2 separate regions of the Homo sapiens genome follow, and region 2 is linked to region 1. A link is a contact called in ENCODE Hi-C data. All regions are on one chromosome and are shown on one strand. The core of a region is the stretch at or near the end of the contact, and the rest is flanking DNA. Distances in the headings are between cores, read along the strand shown.

Region 1 (3,917 bases), core at 43-2,542:
TTCATTCTTGACCAGATATTTTCCATGGGCTTTCTCATGTTACTCAACTAGAGGCATAATTTTAATAGTTTATTTTAATACCTTGATTAATAGGAGCAATCTGTTTAAAAATAGTATTAGTGTTGGCATTTCGTAATGAATTGCAGAAGCTGAGCAGACATGCTCTTTTGTGCCTTTTTCAATTTCCTTTGAAAATGTGTTGAACTCCTCAGTATTTGTTCAAACCTACCAAGTTTTAACATGAACTAAGCATTAAATGGATTTGGAATCTGAGAAGGGTGTTCGCCTACAATGTAGCGATATGGGGAGAAAAGGTTTGGGTTGAGACCGGCGACTTTCAGAATTATAAGTGCTGGCAAGTAAGAACCACAGCCCGGCAATTTTGGAGGCCCCCAGCATAGCCACTGCTGCTAACCAACCAATTTTAAAAGACCAAAGACTAGGTTTTCTCCCAAAGTGACAGTAGTTGCAAATTTGCCATCTAACTCACAGTGGCACTAGCCCAATCGAGGCAATTTCCTGAGAACTTATGATAATATGTCCCTGTTACACAAGACCTAAAAGATTTTTAATGGCCTGTTCCTACAAAACTAAAATAAAAATGGCTGGCCTGTACAATAAAATATTTCACTGGAAATGAAACATAAACAAATGCACTAGTACTCCATTTTGAAAAGAACTTTGTAAACTTATTGTTTAAAATTATGAAATATGTTCAAATTTACAACAATAAAACTCTAGGAAAAACAGTGATGCAAATGTTTAACATGAGATTCATACAATTTGCTTTACCCTATCTTGTAAATAGCTAGACCGATAGCATCTAAATACCAAGGATGAAAAAGAAAAGGTATATGTGTGTTTTTTGTGGGGGTGGTGGGGGGCGATGTACATCCTAGAACAAGGACATCTCAGAGGCTTTGGAAATCTGAAAGAATGCATTCACTCTTCAACAATCCAATGACAATTAATATTTGTGAAATATAGTCTTGAAAGCAATTTTGTTCATTGTTTTTGTGAAACTGACAGAATAACTTATTCTAAGTCATGTTCTAAGTGGCACTTATAAAAAACACTGAGACGTGGCACTGTTTGTGACATATTGAGGGTCAATTGTGTGAAGAACCAAGGCAACAAACCCATCAAAAAGCAGTAAATGGAGGTCTTTGTCTTTAAGTTATGAAGAATGTGTATGTATTTGATCCTGCCAGCCAGCAGTCCTGCAGCTTTCTGGGCATAAGACAGATGGCAGTGCAACCAAGCTAGAATTCAGACCTTCCTTCTTTCCCTCTGGGTCTAACTCCTATTATCCACTTGTAAATTAACCTGTCAATTTATCAATCAACACCATCTTGATTCTCCCGTTCCACAGCCCAGCCTTGCAGTGAATTTGCCTCGTAAATAACTGGGAGCCCCGTGTTTGTTAGTATTGTGAATGAGTTTATTATCACTTTGATGGCTGCTATGAATCACAAATGCTGCTGAGAGGCTGATAAGAAAAAAGTACATGCACACATTAACAGGGTTGAAACTATTTTAGAGATAAAAGATGGAGTAACTGTGATAGCAAATCATTTAAATTGAAAAAAATGACTAAAAATTGTGTGTGTGTGTGTGTGTGTGTGTGTGTGTGTGTGTGTGTGTGTTGGACAACCCCCTACTTATAGTCAAAGAGAGAGAGAAATGAATCAACTTTCTTGTGTACTGTTCAAAAAAAGTATCTGCAAGACGACATTAGTAGGCAGTAATAGCTCTTGGGTCTTGCAGGATAACTGTTTTATTTAATAGTTTAGGTTCAAACTTCAGGAAACACCCCGCTCTGTTCTAACAGACCAGTTGGCCAGGTTTACGTGTAGGTGTTGCATGGGAACTTGAAAAAGAAGGGAAAAAAATCCAAATTGTATACTTTATTAGAATAATATACGAAAGTATAGCAATATCTATTAAGTTAAATGAGGCAGTTTGATAAGCTTAACACATTAATAAACAATTAACATTAAAGTGCTAATTAAATTCTTTCCCCTGTGTCAGTGAAATAGTTATGTATTTGACATGTAAAATTAAATTTAAGTGATTTTTAAGTTAGAAATTCTTCAACAAATGCTGCACATATGAAAAATTTACCTTTAATTACAAAATTATATGTTGTCTTCAGTTTCCAATGTCAGATTTTTCTCAGCATGATTATTCTTTTACATTTTAAAATATCATATGAATACAAATCAGCGTTTTTAAAGAATACATAGCATTACATTCTGAGGATTAGGACCCATGCTATTAACTCAGAATTACTTTGAAGGATTACTTTAAATATACTATATTTAGGACTACTTTAAAACTATATGTTTAATCAGGTACGTATTTTTCATTTAAAGCAACGTTCACAGTTTGTAGTGAGTAAATATAAAAATAAGACTTAACTTTTCAGGTTCTGGCACATATGTTTTTCTTTAAAAATTGCATTCTATATTCCATTAACTGGGTATTTCATTTTTAATCACAATTGAGATATTTCTTTCAATATTTTCAACTTAATGTACGTAAGTCTTTTGTTGGAAAAGTGTCTGTAAATGAATCCTAAATACAAGCAATCACATTATTTATTAAAGAAAATAGAAAGTTACATGTAATATACTTATGATGTCTTTTCAATATGCAAAATATATATCATTTGTAGGTGATTTTAAAACAAAAAAAAATTCCTGATAGTGTTATTTAAGCAGATCATCATGAAAAATATTGCAAGGCATGACATACGGTTAAAGTTCTCAAACTTGTAAGTCAGAAATAAACTATTAGTTGTCACATGGGAAATACTTTGGCACAATTAAGACACTGCATTAAAAGGGAATATTCCCTGAACATTATTATACCCAATATGTCAACAGTAGAAATGTGATAAAAAATGAAACTATTTGTTAGAATGCAATTTAGAAAACCTGATAGGTTGTCCATTTTATTCAGTTTATAATTAAGATAGTGTTTAAATCTGAAATGAATTCTATATATGCATGTTCAATAGACTATAGCACAACAATAAGAATGGAATCACATCTCATTTTATCGTAAATTGTGTAATAAGCGATAAGGTAAAAACTAGGGCTAAAATCCTTCCAGCAAAAATGAAACAGAGCGACCTCAATTGCCCTAATTCATTCTGCTTTTTTCCTTTTTTTTTTTTTTTTTAAGTCTCTTCATTTTCCCTCTGTTCACGTTATTAGCTTACACATGAGTGCGTTATTAGAAAATAACAAAGCCAAACAGGGGGACTTCGAAGGAGCGGGAGATAGGTTCCTTCTACAGCTGAAAGGTATTCTCATTTCATTTGTTAGGAGTTGCAAAAATAGTTTTATAGCCAGGGAGGGACAATGACCTTTCTCTTTCAACAAGCTTGGTGGTTGGTCTTTTGATGGAAAAACTAGGGGATACAACATCTGGTAATTTGTGTTACTGAGCTTAGCTGAGGTCTTAACGATGTAAGCAGATTATTCTTGAAGAAGAACAAAAAAAATTCCGGAAGACTCAATGGACTATTTAAAGTTATTAAGCAGTGCATTCTAGCACTTCAGATCTCTTTTCTGATTCATTTTCCCTTTAATGCTATGCCTTCGAAGCAATTTTTTTTTTTAGGTCTCCCTCCTTCCAATTCCAGTTGACTTTTTTGGTGGTCCACAGCTGTTTTGTCATTCATACCGGCCTCCTTTTTTCCATCACAGCAGAAATGATTACTTTGCTGATTAAATTTTCTCCTTCAGAACTTTAGGAAGCTCTCCTTCACCCCCGGGAGTCATTGCGAGACCAGAAGGGTCAAGCAACACCAAATAGCAACAGCCAAGCCTCCGCAATTTTAAAGAAAGAAAAAAAAATGTGAACAGGAGCAATGCGTGAAGAAAATGACCCACCCTGTCCAGGATTCT
Region 2 (3,537 bases), core at 783-3,282, 340 kb before region 1:
TTACCAGTGCTCTCTCTGCAAGTGTGCTGTGATGTATTGTTTATAAGCGATGTTTTCAACTTATAGTGCAAGAGTCCAGCGTCCTTCCTGCAAAAGCACATGCCTGCAGATTTAACCAAAATTTTCAAAGATTCAAAACGTGATAGCCATTTTATGAATACCTTCAATCCAGAGCATCTGCACAGTGTCTAAATTGAACATTTAGACAAATAATTTTAATTTTAAACTCCTCTTTAAGGAAAAACTTTGTTTAAAAAAAAAACACTTAAGGACCTAATTGTACACAAAAGATACTGTTCACAGACATTTATGCATTTGTAGTTTAGAAGAATGTTTTAAGATCATATATAAAATTATTTTGTACAATGGAATAAAAGAGAAAATAAGAAAGAAAAACAAAAACGAAAACAAGAAGATCCGTGCTGTGGCGAAAGAGGAAATAGAAACGGTTGAAGTTCTAACTCACTGGGCACTTGCAGCTCACCTCTGTTGAACAACTGGCCTTGAGAACTTTGTCAGTTACGTTTTATTCCACAAGTTTGTTGTTTCTGAATCCTCATTTTCACTTTTATAGATGGTCAGACAAGGCTTAAATAGTGCATCGATTTATTGCTATATATCAATTTCTAAAACAACTTAACCAAATCGCACTTATTGTCCTTTAATTAATATGTGCTCTTTAAACTTTATTTTTTTCTTTAAATATAGTCATTGCAGTTACAAATCTGCCCAGATCTCCAAATTCACCTACAGAGTGCCCAGAAAGTCCACCGTTCCCTTTCTGATCTCTGCCACTAGGAGGCACTGCAGCCTGCTTTATGAAGGGGATGAAATCTGGCGAAGTGAATATTCCACACAACTATGGCTCCGGTGTCATTCCCTATTTAATGGCTGTCAGTGAGGGGGAAAGACAACGCGGCGGGTAATTAAAACCAAATTGCAGGCAGGAGATGACTGCACAAGAATGATATTGTCATTAATACTGATTTAACATGCACCTGGGTAAGGTGAGGGAGTGCGGCAAGGGAATTCACACTGAAGCCAGGGTTGCCTGATTTAAAGATGTAGTGTTTCCAGCTGAAGCATGTTTAAAAACTGAATAAAACCATCATATTATGACAGCAGAAATAAAATGGAAACAAATGTTCTACATATGTCTGTAAAGAAAAAAAAACTTCTATTTGTTGTAGCTTCGTGGACGGAGCATGTGCCTCCTCTTCTGAAGTTCAAAAGTATTTTTGCAGAAGGCTTTCTTCCCCTGTTGTTGGCTTCTCCTGAATAGGTTTGTAATCTGCTCATGTAGTTTTCTGTTTTCACAAGACTGTGGAGCTAGAACATTTTGGGAGAGATATTTACCCCATGGGACTCAGGATTTTCCAATCATGAACACCTTGCTGAGGCCATTGAAATCTAGGACTGAAAGCTTGTCAAAGGTGTGGGCAATATTGTTAATAGTATGAAGCAGGTGGCTCACTAAAGTGAATTCCAACCCCCCCCCCCCCAAAAAAGAAGAGGATTTCTCATCTTAGCATCCCTGAAATCTCTTTAAAAATTTTAATGATAAATGGCAAAACCCAGGAAACAACCACTAATCTAAGTTCAAATTAAGTAGTCTATTTTACTTAACATACGTAAAATAATCTAGCTAATATCTTTCCATATTCACTAAAAATTTCCATATTATGGCTTAGGCTAAATTTTACATTTGTTGTCAGAGGAAAAATATCGTGGTCTAGATCATGTACAAATTAAAAGCAACCTCCTATTTAAAGGGTTATTGGATGTTTCAGGCAGAAAATGTGCCGAAGATTCGTTTACAATGGTTGCAGTTCACCCTACCATGTCCAGAGTTTGCTCCTTCCGGTGGATTCGTGGTCTCGCTGACTTCAAGAATGGAGCCCCGGACCTTGGCTGTAAGTGTCACAGCTCTTAAAGATGGCATGGACCCAAAGAGAGAGCAGCATTAAGATTTATTGTCAAGAGCGAAAGAACAAAGCTTCCACAGACGGGAAGCGGACCTGCGCTGTTTGCCGTTGCTGGCTGGGGTAAGCAGCTCTTATTCCCTTATTTTTCCTGCCCATGTCCTGCTGATTGGTCCATTTTACAGTGTGCTGATTGGTCCATTTTACAGTGTCCTGATTGGTGCATTTTACAAACCTCTAGCTAGCTACAGAGCACTGATTGGTGCGTTTTACAATCCCAGCTACAGAGTGCTGATTGGTGCATTTTACAATCCTCTTGTAAGACAGAAAAGTTTTCCAAGTCCCTCCACCCAGAAGTCCAGCTGGCTTCACCTCTCACGACATTGAAAACGCTGTTCTGATTGATAAATCTCCTTCTGGTTTCACCTTAAATGAAATGTGTGCATTATAGAAATTGTTACCCTTCTGCCCAGCTCCAAAAGAGATGAATCATTAGGGATGTCATGAAGATTTTTAATCACATCATAAAGAAAGTAAATTCAAAGAGCATTCGTTCGGCAATAAAGAACATATTATTGAGAAAGAGCTCACTAAACAAGGTCAGGTAGGGAAAAATGATCAAATGTCATGGCTGCTGGATCTAGACCATGAGAGTTTTTTTCATGCCCAAATCATGATTTACAGAACAGTGATCAAATCTTCTAAATTTATTCCACAATACTTGGCTATTTACATTTTTAACGGGTTTTACATTTACAGATCTTTTATTTATCTATTTGTTGGTTTGTTTCATTTCTTCATTTTTGGAGATGGTCGCTGGACTCAGGAGCAGGTAGACATATAAAAAGCGCAAGTAAGCCTAATAACATTGAAAAATGGATAAAAGTTGGGACTTCTGCCTTTATGAAGCAGTACACATATTCTGTTCTATCACGGGATCCACTACTGGCTACTGAGATTTTAGAGGATTAAGTGAGAGATGGAAGAGAAAGTTTATTTCACTTGCCCTTTATAAAATGTCAAAGACAATTTTCTCCAAGAAGGAAATTTCTGGAAACTGTGACACTTCCTGGATGATCCAACCTGCCCATTCAGGCCAGGGGCTCTTTGATACCGGAAACCCAAGGCAGAAGAAGCTGCCCTTTGGATGCCAGACAGAATTTTGTTTTCCAATTCAGTTTTCACATTTGCACTGAAGACATCAGTGAAGCTCATCTCCACTCAAGTATGTGAATTATCTAGGATCAGTGGCTCTTATTGGGGAGTGGTGGAAGAAGATCCCAGTGGTCTCAATGGAGAAATAATTTTGGAAATGATGAGTATCCTCACATTTCAAGCTGTACAATGACTGCACGGTACGTGAAAGCCCAATTGTTAAGGAAACTTGCTGACGTGAGTGAAAGGGACAATTATTTGGACAGAAAAGGATGCTTTGCTATAATTAATATTGACTTAGGAACAGCTACACGTGGCAGGTCCCCTTGTTCTGACTGGTCTGTACCAGGGCACATGTGTTGGAGACATGCACAGTTACAAAAGGATCAGCATTTAAGCTCTCTTTCCGATTTTCACCCCATTTACTTTTGGATGAAACCTGGCACTCACAATCTCTTGA

Evidence for each region. A loop is a pair of places that touch in the nucleus more often than their neighbours do. Pooled maps may share reads with other maps.
Region 2: a map of A673 shows a loop between it and region 1 (6-fold over the local background). The contact joins the promoter of LINC02253 here to the enhancer-like site in region 1. A Hi-C loop is called at or near these places in 7 of 168 maps with a recorded cell type or tissue (A673, Calu3, GM12878 and 4 more) and 5 of 50 pooled maps.

The regions. Positions count from the first base shown.
Region 1 is chr15:96,890,831-96,894,747 of GRCh38, reverse strand. No RefSeq gene overlaps it. Among named protein-coding and RNA genes, the nearest start is that of SPATA8, 110 kb to the right of the region's middle. Within about 2 kb of position 1,292, at least 2 of the 41 ENCODE cell types and tissues checked have a DNase peak (open chromatin) inside an H3K27ac peak, as active enhancers do; they include A673, where a contact is called at or near this core.
Region 2 is chr15:97,232,787-97,236,323 of GRCh38, reverse strand. It overlaps LINC02253 (long intergenic non-protein coding RNA 2253), which reads right to left and starts at 2,032. Exons shown (of 8, transcript NR_183855.1): 1 at 1,840-2,032; 2 at 5-103.